2 separate regions of the Homo sapiens genome follow, and region 2 is linked to region 1. The links are chromatin loops, found by intact Hi-C in ENCODE. Cell type or tissue: PC-9. All regions are shown on one strand. Each heading gives the region's core, and the rest is flanking DNA. Links, peaks and the distances in the headings are about the cores only.

Region 1 (9,770 bases), core at 778-8,777:
TCTCTTTCCAGATTAATAAATCTTTACTCATTAACTAAAATTTTTACCAAAAAAACAAAAAAATACTGTGTACTATCAGTATAAGGATTTTGCTTTTCTTCTTAGGCTGTTTTCATTTGTTTCTTCTGCATCCTTTTAATGGAATTTTGTAGGTCTCTTGAAAGGTAAGGTTGAAGTTTACAGTCTGGCCTGCATTGATAACAAAATTATTTGAAATGCAGGATTTTGCTTCTCCTTCTGGCTCAGAAAAAAAAAATCCACATTTCACACTTAACCAAAATCATGCTCCATTCACAACCAAGGAATCAGAGATATTATGCAGTTTAACATACTAACTTCTTTACTTGCCATAAGCTTTTGCCTTTTTGAATTCAAAATAGTGATGATTTTTCTACTTTTCTGAATTCTTTCTTATTTAATGCTTGTGATTATTTCTGGATTGCTTTCAACTCAGGAATCAGAATTTGTCATTGAAATTAACAAACACTATTGGGAGCCATCCACTCTACTGAAGACTTCATGATTCAACCATTTCTGCTCCTGATTTCCATTCCAACTCATCCTCGTCATTGGAGTCAACCTGAAAATTAGATTTGGCCAGAGAAGCCCAGGACTCCAAATGCTTTCTCATAATTTGCATGCATGGTCTTTAAAAACAGAAAATGTTACCTAAATGCCAATCTTGACAAAAATGTTTTCTCTTTCTTCCAGTGATGCAGAAGACCACAAGCCTTTGAAAAAAGGAAGTCGAACTCCTTCAGACAGGACTGTGAAAAAAGAAGATAGTGACGACAGCCTAGTTGACTATGGAGAAGGGGTTAATGGCCAGTTCAATGAGGATGGCTCCTTTATTGGACAATACAGTGGTAAGAAAGAGAAAGAGCCGGCTGAAGGAAACGAAAGCTCAGAGGCACCTTCTCCTGTCAACGCCATGAATTCCTTTGTTTAATTTTTAAGCTCTTTGCCAATATTCCATTTCTCTAGAATGTTTATCCTAAGCACTTGTTTGTCAGCCCTCTCATACTATGAACATATGGGTAGAGAGTATATTTTCTGCTGTATGTTAGTATTATGAGAATAGTTACAGCAAAAACATAACTCAGTCAAATGATATGTTAATATGAACTGGAATGCAAAGTGCATACTTTTTCATTCAAAATGGGTATTCTTGATTTCCTCAGAACTGATAAAAAATAATGCAACATCACCAACAGATCCTGTTATTTCCTCTGCAGGATACAGTTCAATATGATGCATGAAAAATGCTCCACATTTAAAGGACATACCCGTGTATGTTATGAAAACATGGTTTGATACTTTGTTTATACTACCCTCAGCTGAACCCCTATATATGAATTCCGTTTTCATTGTCAAGAATGTTACTGTAGTATTCTCTAGAACTTCAATGTCTTTGTGGACATTGTTGTGAAATTGGTGACTATGTATAGCTGTCGTTAGTCTTTTTGGGAGACTGTTAGGAACAGTTTGTACAGTATATACTTGCTAAATGAGTTCATTATGACAGTCACATTGCTGATGCTTACTGAGAACTATTACCTACTCTTGGCTCCTGTTACTCCGTAGGCTTCTTAATCTTCCAGGCATTACAGCAGCACAGTGTTCTACTTTTTACATCATTTCTATGTTCGGTTGTTTTTAGGCATAAACAATGTGTATTGCAGTGCATTTCGGCATTTGTGCCATACTGAAAGAATCAAAAACAAATCATCCAAATTAAATTTCAAACATTATTTCAGAGAACACAGGGCAAGACACATACAGTGCCTTCAGATATTAAGCATTCCACAACATCGTGCATTCTGTATCAGCTGGTCCAGTCCATTCTGGGTCCTAGATTACTGTCATTGTCTAAAAGTAACTTTTAAAAAGCAGAGTTCATGAAAACTGCAATGCTGGGAAAAGAAGGAAACATGAAAATAAAAATAAGACAGTTTATTAGAAATAGCATTTCCTCATAAGCATAAAAAGAAAATCTTTGTTGCCAACTGAAGCACATGATGATTTTGTGGTCCTTTATGGTTTCTATTACATTCAGTAAGAAAGATGTCAACATGCTAGAAAATTAATTTTAAAACTAAGTTATTCCAACACTAAAAGCATACAACAGCATGCCAACAGTAATATATTATTCTCCAAGACTTTACCTATGTAAGTGTTCAAAACTCTGCAGCATTAAACAACGTGTATGCAAATTGTTATGGATACATTTCAGAATCTAAGAAATCAGGCAAGTGCTTAAAAGGCCAACGGTCCAAGGGATTACATCTGCAGTTTAAAAAGTAAATATATATTCTATCGTATTCATAAACAATATCTATCAAATGGGTTACCTCCAAATATGAAAATCTATAACAACCTATGGTTGAAGGAATGCTCAGTTTCATTTGCCAATAAATTGGTTTCTCATAACTTGCATCAAGTTTAATTTTAAGTAAAGCTTTTTATATGTAGATATTTTGTTGAATTTGTAAATACACTTAAAATGTAGATGCTATATGCTTATAGGTGTTACATACAAATAAACATGCAATGTTTATGTTGTACTGTATAAGAGGTAAGCTAATTAATGCAGTGAATGGGATTGGAAAGCATCTACTTAAATATCTATTGGGTTCCCCCCTCCCCCCACCTTTTTTGCTGTGAAACTGAAATAGTGAACTTTTCTACGTATTGACAGCAGATTTTTCGATGAAATCTTCAGAGCTTTGCCTATGGGGCACAGTAGGCCTAGTAACCTGGCATGTTTGATATATGTAGGTAAAGCATAATTTAAAGTAATCCCAGGTAAAGATGGCCCTAAATACTTTCATGTCTCTATATTCATTTTTCACAGATCCACCTGTCTCTTGAAAATATAAAAAGACAAAACAGGTTTGCCTTGGCATCAGAGAGCACAAAGATTAAAAGTTACTTTAAATTTGCCAATATTTTGGGAGAACAATAAAACTACATTTTTTCCTCTTCCATACTGGTAGATGCGAAATTTATCTGTGCATGAAAGGGTCACTTCTGTAATAGTGCAACAGATTTGGTATTAAAAATTAAATGTGGTTTTAAAAGTTCCTCTCTCTTTTGTAATTTATGTTCCCAATTGAGTGTGAATGTCCAAGTAATGGTGTATGTAATGGTACAGGCAAATGTGACTGGATTTCCCTCAAAAAAGTAACTATTAAACAGTCTTGATCTCTTTGTGACTTTTAACTTTTTCAAACATATATTGCCTAATGTTTTAAAATGGTGAAAAATTTTATTTTTTACTTTCAAAAGGCTGTTCTATGCAGAGAAAATTAAAACAAAATATAAAACAGATCTAATAGGACATATCAAAAACATTTGAATGAAAAACAGGACTAGATATTCCCAGCCTTTTGAGAAAAGTTCAAGAAATCAGGTGGTGCCTCCTTTCCCAAAGCCTGGCTCCTGGTGTCTGCCTGGGCCCGGCGCTTCTCTTCTGCTTGCCTGGACTCTGCCCTCCCGAATCACAGGCGACTTAGATTTCTTAACTCTCCTGTCTGAAGAGGGACACTACAGGTATCGAATGTATGTCACCCTCTCCCTTCTCTCCACCCCCATGCTTCTAATCTTCTCAAACCCTCTGGCAAACAGCCAAGCCCTGGCGTGTTCCCATGTTCCACCACCTGCCCCTTATTCTCCAGCCCCCTAGTCCCAGCATCACACTGACAAGACCTCCTGCTGGCTCAGAGCTGCCCTCCTCCATGGTGATTTGCATCACATGTTATATAAGTGAACCTTAAAGTGCTATGTAGAGCTTGGTGTTTCCACCTGGAGGGCATGTCTGTCACTCACTTCAGAACAGCACTTCAGGGCCTCTCCTCCCCTCTACAACGTCCGCCAAATTCACAGTCCATAGCTTTGTCCTCATCATCAGTCCTGGGGCTCTTTAGCAAAAAGGGTCTGGAGAAATGCAATCTTGACCCCAAAAAGCATTGGTCCATTGATGGTATGAACTTTCTTGTTCAGATGGCTTACAACAGGCCTGGTTTACCTCTAATGGCTGATTTTGTTTTGTTTTGAGACAGAGTCTCATTCTCTCACCCAGGCTGGAGAGCAGAGGCACTCACTGCAGCCTCTGCCTCCTGGGTTGGTTCAAGCAATTCTCGTGTCTCAGCCTCCCAAGTAACTGGGATTACAGGTGTGTGCCACCATGCCCGGCTAATTTTTGTATTTTTAGTAGAGACAGGGGTTTTGCCATGTTGGCCAGGCTGGTCTCAAACTCTTGACCTCAAGTGACCTACCCACCTTGGCCTCCCAAAGTGCTGGGATTAGAGGTATGAGCCACCGCGCCCCGCAATTTTGGAAAAGGCTTATGGAGGCAAGGGAAAAGAATATGAAGAATTCTTACCCAAATTAAGCAAATCCCTCCCGCTCAGGAAATTTTCCTACAGATTACCACCAGAGGGCTCCCCTGCTCTATGCAGTGTGAGAGAAACCTGCTTGCAGGAAAAAGTGGCCTCTGGACACAGTGCAAACCAGTTTTGATAATCAGCTTGTGATCTGATCATGCAAAAAATGATTGCCTGCTGCAACAGGGGAAAATGGGATTTGCAGCTTTCTCTGACGAGTCCACAGCATCCAGGGAGGAAGCATGTGTCCCTGTGAGCCTTGTTAAGCTTCTTCCTCTTAATGATTGTGGCCCGGGAGGTTCGGTATTGGGAGAGGAAGGAGGAGTGTGCCTCCTGGGTCCTACTAAGCATCCCTATCACGGCTGCAAGTCGGTAGGGATGAGGAGAGGCACGTCATTAAAATGGCATCTCCCTCTTCTCCAGAGTATGCTATTTTATCTGCCAATGGTTTGATGTTTTGTGATGGTATAGCACCCCCCAAAAAAGCACAGTTTAAGCACAGCTCTTTTCACTAAAAAAAAAAAAAAAAAAAAGCAAGAGAGGGAGAGACTACTACTTGAATATTTATACTAAATAAATAAATAGTTCCTAGGTGGAGGTGGAAAATTCACTGGACCGGAAAGAGATGGGGATTTGTCATAGCAACATAACCCCAATTACTTCAGGAAGCCCCCAAACCTGTGAAATTAACCTGTGCTCGCATCTGCGCTTGCTTACAGAGAGGAAGGCCGGATGCCAGTAACCATGAAGTAGCTCAGCAGTACTGCCCCGACCTGAATTCTTGCTTCATTACCATGCTAAGACCTCTGCCCAGGGGCCAGAAATGTACCTTGCTAGGCACAAAAAGTGCCAAGTACAAAAGACAAGACTGTGCACACTGTAGCGCCTCCTGGAAGAACCCACCTTTTTTCAGGAATCCCGCCCCAGTCTCCACCTACCTGCCCTAAGAGCTCTTAACATCCCCCTTTACCCGCCCCCCTCCTTCCCCCACCACCACCTCCCCCTCCCCCGTTGCAAGAAGGTGCTTTGAGTATGAGCTTCCCTTCTCCATTTCTTTATTAACAAAGTTTCTGCTCTGCTTTACCAAGCTTGGTTTGGTTCTATTGGCCGAAACGGCACCAGGCAGGAAAATGACCCCTTAGTGTCAACCAGCCTCCCTGGAGGGTGGGAACAGATTCAGATTCCAGCTCTGCCATCAACTAGCTGTGTGACAGTATATAAATGAACCCCCTAATCTCCCACGTCTCCAAGCCTCTGCTTTTTCGACTTGAAAATGACAGATAGCAGATGTTTTCAAAGGTATCTTTCTGCTTAGATCTTATGGTTCTTAATAACAAACCCACACACACACACACACAAATCTGAGCACCTTCTAGACCCAAGTATTTTGCTAATTTGGGAAGATACACGATGAGCAAAACCAGATGTAGTTCCTGTTCTTATGTAGGCTGGAGGCTGGTGTGAGCAGACAGACATTGTCAAATACTCACCTAAGTGAATGTGTAATTCCAAACTGAGGTAAGAGCTATAAAGGGAAGGCACAGCATTCCATGAGAGCAAATGATGGCAGAGCCCAGCCTGGTCAAGGTGGTCAGGAAGGCATTCTTCGGAAAAGAACTAGATTTGGGGGCATATTATAATTTCAGAATAATAAATGAGGAGTATGAAAACCTGAGACATTCAAGTGGAAATAACTAATAGGAATTGGATATTTGAGCTTACAGCTCCAAAGAAACTTCTGAGATGACAAGTAGCAATTTAAACAATGAGGCATGGATGAGATTGCCTAGGGAAAGAGTGTAGGCAAGAAGGCTGAGGACTACAACTTACTCAGAAACTTCCAAATATAATAGACAGGAAGAGAAAGACAGACCTCTAAAGGAGACCAGTAAACAGGAGCCCGAAGTCAGGAAGAAATAAAGAGAATGTGTTGTCCTGGAAGCCAGTGAAAGAGACCATTTCAAGACCAGAGAATGGTTGATAATGTCACATTATACTGAAAAATCAAGCAAAATGAGGACTGAAAACTATTTCTTGGATTTGAAGACATAAAGGTCATCTAAGACCTTAGTAAAAGTAACCACCTGGAGTGTAGTTCAGATTGGAATGAGATGAAGAGTGAGTAGGTGAGGAAATGGGGACAAGTTCTGCCATTACTCATATGGGCAACCCATCAGTCCTAGGTACAGTTCCTTGACATCTCTCCCTCCACGATCATGTAGTCTACACATCTCACTCTGCCCACAGCCTCTCCACTGCCCCTCCGATTTCCATCGACCCTTCACCTTACCCCTTTTCTCCATCCCTCCTCCAGCACAGATGTTATAGTCCATGTGTGAAACACTCCTGCTTTACATTAAACTCCTTTGGCCTTCTGTCTTTTCTAAACACCCATAGAGAAACTGGGACTCAGGAGCAAGTCTACTGTCTGCTTTCTCCTGCCCGCCCCTAGGGGCTGAGAAGATCAGTGTCACTACAGTTTTATAAATATCTTCAAATGGTTCAACTCTCAACACTGCCTAGTAGACCTGCTATTTTTCTCAGGGGAACTTACATTCTCACACTCAACAATGACTATGTCAAATCTTCACTCTCCTGAAGGATTCAACCCTGTCCTCTCTCTCCACTTACTCTCACAAATCACTTTCTTTTTTTTTTTTTTTGAGACAGATTGTCACTCTGTCACCCAGGCGGGAGTGTAGTGGTGTGATGTCAGCTCACTGCAACTTCTGCCTTCCAGGTTCAAGTGATTCTCCTGCCTCGGCCTCCCAAGTAGCTGGGATTACAAGTGTCCACCATCATGCCTGGCTAATAGTAGAGACGGGGTTTCCCCATGTTGGCCAGGCTGGGTCTTGAACTCCTGACCTCAAGTGGTCCACCCGCCTTGGCCTCCCAAAGTGCTGGGATTATAGGTGTGAGGCACTGTGCCCAGCCTCACAAATCACTTTCTACAAAATGACCTTACATCATAATTCACTGAAAAGGGGGGTGGGAAGCATAGATGGGAATTTCCTCATCTTCCTGCTAGCAAACCAAAATGTTTGCCTCAATATTTTCTCATTCTCTACCTCTACCTCCTGTTAAGACAGAGGAGCCATCCTTCCTCCTAACGAGGGCCAGTCCCTCTACCTGAGCTGGCATCTCTCTCCTCTTTGGTGGGTTCTTACCCATCAGTTATTTCTTCTCCTGTTTAACTGGAGTGTCTGTTGACATTCACGCCGTTCAAGTCTCTCCCATATAAAACAAATGGACCATTGAAACCTTTGATTCCCACCCTACTTACCCCCTTCAGTTATCATCCTCTCTACACTTCATGGCTGAAATAATACTGGAAAAAGTATATGAAGATAATCACAAAAGCTACTGTTTGCCAGACAGTACATCCTTTGTTCCTTCTATAGCCATAAAAATTTTCCAGTCTCACTCAGCGTGTCCTATGGACACTGTCTGTCTTCAGCTGTAACTATTTAGCTCATTATCTCGGTGAATGACTTGACAAACTTTTTTTTTTTCACACAAGAGCGTCTCAGCCTGCACACTGAAATCACCTGGGGAGTTTCAAAACCCTAATACCTGCCCACCCACCCTCACAGCATCTTTATTGTAATTGTCTGAGACATGGCTTGGACATCACAACTTGTTAAAGCTCCCCAGATGATTCTAATATGCAGCCAAGATTGAAACTAGTGTAAAGAAACAACTTGTTCCCACCCTATTGTGTGAAATTATTTAATGAACAGTATTTTGAATACGTTTCTTCCCACAGCCCATGTTTGATCTCAAATTCTCTCATATTCCTCTTATAGGAAACATCTAGAGTAAATAGGCCCCTCATACATTGCTGGTAGGAATATAACAGTTTGGTGATTTCTTAAAATGTTAAATGAAAGTTTACCATATGACCTAGCAAGCAATTCCACCCCTAGGTATATGCCCAAGAAAAATGAAAACACATGTCCACACGTAGACTTGTACAGTAATGTTCAGAGAAGCATTGATCATAATTGCCCCCCAAAAAAAATGTCCATCAACAGATGAATGGATAAACAAAATGTGGCATAGCCACACAACTAAATGGCATATCTATACAAGTAAATGGAATACTATTCGTCGGCAATTTTTTGAAAAGCACTAACACATGCCAAAATGTGGAGGACCGTCAAAAACATTATGCTGAACTAAAGAAGCCATCACACACAAAAACCCACATATTGCATGATTCCATTTCCTTAAAATGTTCAGAAAATGCAAACTTCTAAAGACAATGGACAATAGTGATTGTCTGAGACTGGGAATGGGAACAAGGATTAACTGCAAGTTGGCATGCGACATCTTACTGGAGTGATGGAAATGTTCTAAAACTGGATTGTGTTGATAACCGCACAGAATGGTAAATTTACTAAAAATCATTACATTTTATACTTGAAGCAAGTGAATTTACAATATGTAAGTTACACCTCCACAAAGCTGTTAGAAGAAACCATCACTAGGCTTACGTTTGTCTGAGAAGTGAATAGGCTATGCATAAATTAGGCTTATGATGCCTACACCATATTGTGGGGCACATCCCCTCCCAGCCCTCCTGTTTCCTCAGTGAAACACCACAAGAGCAGTGAAGCCTTAGCTGTTTGGTAGCACCAGCTTAGTATCGTGTGCCATCCTGTTTCTCTTTCTTATCCCCCCACCCCCGAGTTTTTACTACCTGTCTTACTCCTTCCTGGTACCACCCTCATTTTTGCTCTCCAGGTCTTAAACAGCATCCTGTATCCTAGCTTTCAAGGGGCAAGGGATTCCTCTGAGGTCCCTTTTATGAGGGGACTAATATCATTCATGAGGGCTCATGACCTAATCATTTCCCAAAGGCCCTACCTCCTAATACCATCACAGTGGGGGTTAGTATTTAATATATGAATTTGGAAGGACTTAAATATTCAGTCTATAGTAGTGCCCAGTCTCAGTAAATGGCACCACTTTGGCTCACGGCAAAACACCCAGGAGTCATCTTTTAAGCTCCCCACCCCTCCCCAACAAGTCCATTGGTCAATTCTAGAAGTCTGTTTCCAAAATATATGTTGAACACATCACATTCTGTATCTCCAGCCTCCCACCTGTATGCCTGCTTCTCTTGCCCTCCTGTAAGCCATACTTCACACAACACAACAGGGTTGGCAGTCCTTTTCTTTAAAAAACCAGATAGGCCAGGCACAGTAGCTCATGTCTTTAATTCCAGCACTTTGGGAGGCCAAGGCAGGAAGATTGCTTGAGCCCAGGAGTTTCACAGCAGCCTGGGCAACAGTGTGAGACCCCCATCTCTACAAAAAAATTAAAAAGTTAGCCAGGTGTGATGGCTGGGACTTGTGGTCCTGGTTACTTAGCAGGACCACT
Region 2 (8,000 bases), core at 1-8,000, 200 kb after region 1:
AGACTACAAAACATTAGATTGGTGCAAAAAGTTACTATGGTTTTTGCCACTGAAAGTAATACTGCCTTCCTCTCACAACTCAAAGCCTATTCTTTCCCCTTCAGATGTGATCACCCTGGGCTCTTTAAACAGTGCAGTGAAGATGAAGCACCGCCACGATCAGCTCTCTCTAGGCATGAGTGTCGGTGCACTGGTGAGCTTTCAGTCAATAAGCTAAACATCTTGTGTTTGGTTTTATCGGGTGACAGGTTCCAGATGTGACGACTGTGCCTCAGGATACTTTGGCAATCCATCAGAAGTTGGGGGGTCGTGTCAGCCTTGCCAGTGTCACAACAACATTGACACGACAGACCCAGAAGCCTGTGACAAGGAGACTGGGAGGTGTCTCAAGTGCCTGTACCACACGGAAGGGGAACACTGTCAGTTCTGCCGGTTTGGATACTATGGTGATGCCCTCCAGCAGGACTGTCGAAGTAAGATGCACATTTATTCTGCCCACTTCTTAGAATGACTTCCACCTTTTTTTCATTATCAGCAGATTTTATTCTTCCTGTATTTATTTCACTTGGGAAAACACTTGTTCAGAGAGGTAAAATTTCACTTTCAACTAAGGAAAGATGAGACCAATTTTTTTTTTTTTTTTAATGAGACAGAGTCTCACTCTATCACCCAGGCTGGAGTGCAGTGGCATGATCTCAGCTCACTATAACCTCTGCCTCCAGAGTTCAAGTGATTCTCATGCCTCAGCCTCCCGAGTAGGTGGGATTGCAGGCACCCCCCACCATGCCCAGGTAATTTTTGTATTTTTAATAGAGACGGGGTTTCACCATGTTGGTCAGGTTGGTCTCGAACTCCTGACCTCAGGTGATCCACCCGCCTCGGCCTTCCAAAGTGCTGGGATTACAGGCGTGAGCCGTTGCACCTGGTCATTTTTATTTTTTTCTTTACATCCACATTTTCTGGCAGGAGTGAGGTCTCAAGATGTGACTCAGTGCCTGGGAGAGATAACAGGAAAGAAAAACCATGTAGCTGTCCCCATGATAAATGGCATCCAGTAGAGGGTACTGATGGTATGCTCTGCCCATGAACTTGCTGGTTGGATGGACTTCGAAATCCTAAATACCCACTGTGGTCCCACCTTTTCTAGTGGCATTGATGGAATAGAGCCTTCCAGCTTAAGGAAGAGAAAGAAGTAGCATCTCTAACATCTCTCTTTTGGACCTCTTTATTTCTCTCTTACCGAGATCAACTAGCATTTCCTCTTGCTGCAGCTGCACAGCCCCCAGGCTCCTGGCTTTGTTTATACAAACATGTGTGGAATGCTAGGGACCAGCAGGACTGGATTCCTTAAAAGCCTTAGTAGCTTAAAGGGCTTTTACCTGCTATGTCCAACACGTTTATTACGGCTGTTCTCTGCCAAGAGTTTGAAATTATTAGATATCTCAATTCCCACTGGCATTTTTTAAAATTATTTCCAGTTAAGCCTTCAATTTTAAAATGACTCACCAGCATCTTGTCAAATCTGTGTATTTTGAACATACTTTTAGGTGAAATGTGTCATTGTGTGTATCTGGGAAATGTCAGAACTGTGTAAGAAATCACGAGAACTTCTAAACAGTAATTTTAGCTTTATTTTTGAATCACCTCCATTTCTTTCCTTCTTTGCATTTCAAGGTCAAGATGTGAAGTGGGAACATCTTAGCATTTAGATGTGGCTAACATCCGCATGCCTGTGTATTTGGGAGTGTGACAATAAGTAAATGTGATGTTCTTTTGCAGAGTGTGTCTGTAATTACCTGGGCACCGTGCAAGAGCACTGTAACGGCTCTGACTGCCAGTGCGACAAAGCCACTGGTCAGTGCTTGTGTCTTCCTAATGTGATCGGGCAGAACTGTGACCGCTGTGCGCCCAATACCTGGCAGCTGGCCAGTGGCACTGGCTGTGACCCATGCAACTGCAATGCTGCTCATTCCTTCGGGCCATCTTGCAATGAGGTGAGGGGCTGCTGCTGGGGATGATGCCTTTATGAGCTCAGGTGTCAGCCCATGGTGACTTTGCCCCAGTTAGAGCAAGGCACCAGGGCACACAGCTTGAAACACAGCGTGGCCTGGATCTTAGCCCTCATTTGTACCCCTTGGCTGGGTCTACATAACTGTGCACAGAGTCCCCATCAGACACATCCATAGCATTTCAGTAGAGGGTCCCAGCTGCAGATGCAGACTCACTTAACAATAGACAAGGGTGTGCTATTTCTCTTCAGTACCTGGGCGCTGAAGCAGACTCTTTTCTTAGCTTCTCGAAAGGAACCAATTAGCCATACCCAGCATTGTAAAAAGTGCTGTTGTTTCCTGACACATGCTAAGGAGGGCATACTCCCTAAGTCAGGCGAGTCAAAGGTGGCCCAGGATTGTGGCTGATCTGTGAGGATAAAAGTGAGGAAATATGTAAATAAATAATAACATGCCACAGACCTTTCCAAGCCCTGTTGCAAAAGAGCACTTAGATGCTGGCATGGGGCTCTCGACACCTACGATTGAAGTGGGAGTCCCTTTTCCTAGTCAATGGAGACCTTCTCAGGTAAACAGTTCATTCCTACTTCTAAGTGGCAGCTAGAAAAAAAAGATGACAACTGGCTTCTGGCCTGAAGCCTGCTTGACCAAGGTCTGTGTTCTGGCCGCAGTTCACGGGGCAGTGCCAGTGCATGCCTGGGTTTGGAGGCCGCACCTGCAGCGAGTGCCAGGAACTCTTCTGGGGAGACCCCGACGTGGAGTGCCGAGGTGAGTTGTGGGCGTTCTCGCATTGACTTGATCAGAGAGTGGAGGGAACTGGGGTTCTACAAGAGCCTTCTGTAAATTATAAAACACAGTACAAATTAACGTGTCTATAAGAACCTGTATTTAATTGCAAAATAAATTAACACTGATTGTTTAAAAAACAATCTAACAAATCTAGCCCTGCCCATAAGTATAGGTAGTCAAGAGTGGATGTGCATACTCTCCCGGCCTCACACCCTGGGGTAAAGTTTGTTTCTGTGTGTAAGCACACACACACACACACACACACACACACACACACACACCACAAATACACACAGAGCTGCTTTTTAAAATACTTTTAACCAAGGTGGGACCATGTGAACCCTATGTTTGGCAAAGTGACTTTTTATCCCCTCTGAACAGTATTTTGTGGCCAACTTCCTTGATGGCACAAGAAGAGGTAAATGGTTATCCTAGTAAGATCACTGGATTCAGTGGATCAACTAGACTCTGTTGACAGTTTAAGCTCTTGGCGTATGTGTGTAAGATAACATCCCCACCAGTGAAAACTGGAGGGCAATGTCATGGAGACTTCGTGCACAACAAAGGGCTCCAAGGTCAGGGGCTCCAAGTCAGTTTAATGTGAATAAAACCCAGATTTTCACCTAAGCTTATGATTAAACAAACAAACAAAAAAAGATGGAAATGACATTTTCTTACAAACAAAAACTTGTTAAAATTATGTGAATCATCAGGATTGCTTGATTTTTATGGTATTGCAGTTTTTTTGACCTGGAAAATTATTTTTCAGATCTTAAAGTCAAAATATGGAAAAGACTGAATAGGCTGTTGCAACTCTGTTTTTATATTCTTTCTTTCCTACTTGATTTTCTTCCCTGTTTTTAATTGATCATTATGGATAAAAATTTTCTGTAGTTTCTTAAGTGCTCTTTCGTATATTTGTTGCACATCTGAAATTATAGGTCTCTGTTGGACTCTTGAATTTTTTTTTTTTTTGAGACGGAGTCTCGCTCTGTCACCTAGGCCGGAATGCAGTGGCATAATCTCGGCTTACTGCAACCTCCACCTCCTGGGTTCAAGCGATTCTCCTGCCTCAGCCTCCCAAATAACTGGAGTTACAGGCAAGCGCCACCACGCCCGGCTAATTTTTGTATTTTTAGTAGAGATGGGGTTTCACCATATTGGTCAGGCTGGTCTCAAACTCCTGACCTCATGATTCACCCGCCTCGGCCTCCCAAAGTTCTAGAATTACAGGTGTGAGCCACTGTGCCTGGCCAGGACTCTTAAATTTTTAAAATGACCGTTTTCTTTTTTTGGACACAACTACAGCAAGAAATAATACAGATCTTCAAGTTGGCAACTCATTCAATATCTCCTACAGAAGGTCAGGAACCTAGAAACTGTGTTCCTTCAGGGTGCAAACCCATGTGTTCCTTAACAGCAGAAAAAGGTCAGTGGGCAAGACCAGAACAAATTAGATATGATTTGTTTTTTAAGTTGAGGCTTAGCCAGAAGGGTTTGTATGGACCTCTTAGATTAAGGTTTGTTTCACAGTGGGGATAATGTTTGCTATGTCAATAAACAGGTACTTTTCTTTCATCATTCTCCAAATTTGGTTCTTAATGAGATCTGACATCCCCTCTTCCATTAGAAGGTATTGAAATCCAGTGGACCAGTTTCTCCAAGATGTCTCTTGAAAGTAAAACTCTGCTTAAAATCTGTTTTTTCCAGGGCTCTAATCACTACTCTGTTAAATTCCTCAAACTTGTAATGCCCCAAGGCTTGATTTTTTCCAGATAATGGCTCTATCGTTGCACATACCCTGATTCTGTCAGCATGTGTCATTGGCAAAATAGCTTTCTCTGCCAAAGCTTTCTGACCTTTGGCTCCATCTTAGCTTTGTTAGCAGGAAAGGCCTGCTACCCAGAGTCAGAGTCAATCAGAGAATTGTTCATGTGGTCCTTAGAACTTTACTCCTTACCCTTTTATCTTTTCTTTAAACTTTCGCCTCTAAATCTGCCAGGGAAATTGTGACTTATAGAAACCTTGTCAACTTGTTTGGGTCAAAAGTTAGATCCTGTTTTAGAAACTCTGCAAAGAGTGAGATTCATGGCATCATTGTTCGCCAACTTCTTTGTTCCTTTCATCCAGAAGAAAGGTCAGCTCATTACGTAAGAAACTTTTCATCAGGAAAAGCAAACAACCGATAAAAAACAGAAACTAAGTATTCTGCAAGGAAACCTGGTTTAAGGAGAATGTATTGAAACTGGATATGTCTGTTCCTTTTTACTCCTCCCTTTGGCATTTCCTTTTTTTTTCTGTAAGATAATCATAGAAATTTAGTTAATGGAGGAACTACAAAGATCACATGGCTTTATGGTTTGCCTATTATGCTGGCCAATCCCGGTGGCACGAGGGCAGCAGGGATGCAGACAGATGAAGAGGTCCCATAGCCAAGAGTGTAGGTCCTGGAGCCAGACTGCCCACATTCACTTCAAGCAATTGGTACTCCTGTATTAGAAGAAAACAAAGTCCCTTCTCATCTCCTCACCCAGTATACTCCTCTTTTTACTCAGCTTGATAGGAATCTTTCCAGTCCTCTCTGCATTTATATGTATACATCATTCGTATTCGTGACCCTAATAATGATACCCAGTCAGCTCACACCAGCAAGAAAAAGTATTTTTCAAGCCCTCTGGAAGCATTGGAAGCTCCAAGTGAGCATAAGTGAAAATACCCTAAGAGATACTTCCAGGTTCTAGATCCAGGTGTTTCATTTTCCCCTTGTTTTCCCACTACATTGTCATCTCTCCAACCTTATCTTTAGTTTTGTTTTTTTCATGGAAGACCAGAAAGCCCCTTTCCCCAAAGTGTTAAAATCTGGGGTGAAGGCAACTGACCTCATTGCATACTTTGGCAATTCAAAGTTATAAAATGTTAGCCGGGCACGGTGGTTCACGCCTGTAATCCCAACACTTTGGGAGGCCAAGGCGGGCGGATCACTTGAGGTCAGGAGTCCGACACCAGCCGGACCAACATGGTGAAACCCCATCTCTACTAAAAATACGAAAATTAATCAGGTGAGATGGCGCACACCTATAATCCCAGCTACTTGGGAGGCTGAGGCATGAGAATCGCTTGAACCCAGGAGGCAGAGGTTGCAGTGAGTGAGCAGAGATCGTGCCACTGCCCTCCAGCCTGGGTGACAGAGCAAGACTGTCTCAAAAAAAAAAAAAAAAAAAGAAGAAGAAGATATAAAATGTTGGGGCATCTTTATTTGGGGTGTTAAAGTAGATACTGTCTCTCCTTTGTGCCCACAGTGGCTGAGCTGGGGTGGGGACATTTGGAAATTTGGGAGGAGGGGAGTATTTTGGGTCATCACCATAATGGGGTCATTGCTATAGGCACTTGGTATGCAGGAGCCAATAATAATAAATGTCCCACAGTGCTTAAGGCAGTCTGTCAAACAGAGAATGTGTCGGATCCTCAATGCTTTTAGCACTCTTTGGAGAAAGCTCATAACCTACAAAGCACCCAGAGAGAGTGAGAATTGATTTGAGTGGACAATGGGGGATTGATTCATGGCCAGCTATGGGGTCTGGTGCAGACAGGGTGGCAACAGGAGTAGGACCAGTGTGGCCTGTGAAGGCAGGGGCCAAGATGCAGAGGCAGACAAGGCTCTTGGTTATGTTTGTGCTGGAATGCATTCACGATTAGAAACAGGAGCACAGGGGCTTTCTGAAGGGATGGGCCCAGAGATCAGCAGGGACAAGAAGAGGTGTCATTCAAAATTAGATGGAACTATGCAAAAAGAACATCAGCTCTTTTCTCCAGTTATGTAATTGCTTGACAAATATGTTTTCAGTTGAATTGGTTGTTAGAGGGCATAAATTTAGACTTTCTGATGCCAACTAGCTAACAATATGCTTATAGAAAGATTTAAGTCCTAGCTAAGTATTCTCCTTATGGAAAAAAAGAATGTAGTTATGTAAAAGACAAATGAGTTGAGCCTCCAACTTACAGATTGTTGAATGTTCCTATTGTCCAGGCGGGTTGGGGCTGTTGGTCGATGGTGCCAAGCCTGAACAAGCCCACCACTGTGCTGGGATGGAGAGGGAATCTCATCCACCCACCATGAACGTGCTGGAGAAAACAGCCTGGAGCGCTGCATTGTCCTCCTCAGGAGTCAAAGAGTCACAGGAGGAATCTTTCTGTTGATTCATAGATAGCAAAAAGGAAGGGTAAAGTTTCCATTTGGGGCCTCTGGCTCTTGGAAAAGGGCAGTGTCTCTAAACCCAGGCAAACGGTAAATGTGGGGCATAGGCAAGAGGGTCCGGGTAGTGGCCACTTCCCCATCATGCTCGTTTCTCATTTTGTGTTTTTTAGTAGAAAAACACAGTGTGTTCTTTTGCCCAGACATTAATCTTTAGAATGCCTGTATTTTCTAATGTTGGGATTTCTTTCACAACCACCCACCTTAATATTTCCATTGTGACTCAGAAAATCAGACTTCATTCGATTCTTTAGAGAACTATAAATACTGTTGTCAGTAGAGTGAAGTCTTGTCTTATGTAATCCTAATTACAGAATGTGTTCTCAGAAGAGGTAGGCTAGACCAGAGCTGGGCAGACCACAGGCAGAGGCCAAATCCAGCCCCCTGCCGATAGTAGCTAATATAAGTTTTACACCCACTTGTTCATGTATTTTCCCTGGCTACTTGTGGGCAGCAATGCCAGAGTCAAGTCATCATAACAGAGACAGAATGGCCTGAAAGCTGGATTTACTATTTCAACTTTTACATTAAAACTTGATGACCCCTGTGCTAGACAGGCAGCTCATTTCTGCAGGTAAAATTATATTCATCTCCCAACTTTCATTCCAAAATTGAACCTATATTACTGAGGCCAAAAAGGGAAAAGGATAAAAGAGAATGTCAGAAAAAAGAAAATCCCATGTAAGAAATAAAAATTATTTAAATTGCCCTTGCTTTTAGTAAATAGAAATGCCTAAGTAAAGTATCAGTAAAATTCTTGGCATTGCAGCAGATCCTGGAGTCCCACGTTGCTTTGAGGCAAGGTCCACGGCAGAAGAAAACCCCATTACCTGAATCTTAGGGTGTAGCAGTTTCTCTGTCCCAAGGCAAATTTAAGTTTCCAACAAAAAGGAGGATAATCAGCCCAGTACTGAGTGACCAATGGTATAGAGTGGGGAGTGGACACAGAG

The links. Hi-C counts contacts between places; a loop is a spot of excess contacts. Peaks named below come from ENCODE experiments on the same cell type or tissue, not always from the same donor. Only the 100,000 strongest peaks of a DNase experiment are listed, where the experiment ranks them.
Region 2: it touches region 1 in a loop (8-fold over the local background); 16 of 110 quality-filtered maps call a loop at or near these places.

Annotation. Positions count from the first base shown.
Region 1 is chr7:108,141,089-108,150,858 of GRCh38, reverse strand. NRCAM (neuronal cell adhesion molecule) reads left to right here. Exons shown (of 33, transcript NM_001037132.4): 33 at 712-3,210. The coding sequence ends at 949. Among named protein-coding and RNA genes, the nearest start is that of LAMB4, 16 kb to the right of the region's middle. In PC-9, for the core only: CTCF peaks have their summits at 4,251 and 4,455 (motif pointing right); a DNase peak (open chromatin) is centred at 4,458.
Region 2 is chr7:107,946,003-107,954,002 of GRCh38, reverse strand. LAMB1 (laminin subunit beta 1) reads left to right here. Exons shown (of 34, transcript NM_002291.3): 22 at 249-473; 23 at 1,780-1,994; 24 at 2,681-2,777. Among named protein-coding and RNA genes, the nearest start is that of LAMB1, 53 kb to the left of the region's middle. RefSeq lists enhancers at 1-529, 5,556-7,286. In PC-9, for the core only: no CTCF peak of the experiment used is centred there; DNase peaks (open chromatin) are centred at 1,322, 1,962, 4,632, 4,962 and 1 weaker place; H3K4me3 peaks cover 1,889 bases; H3K27ac peaks cover 6,448 bases.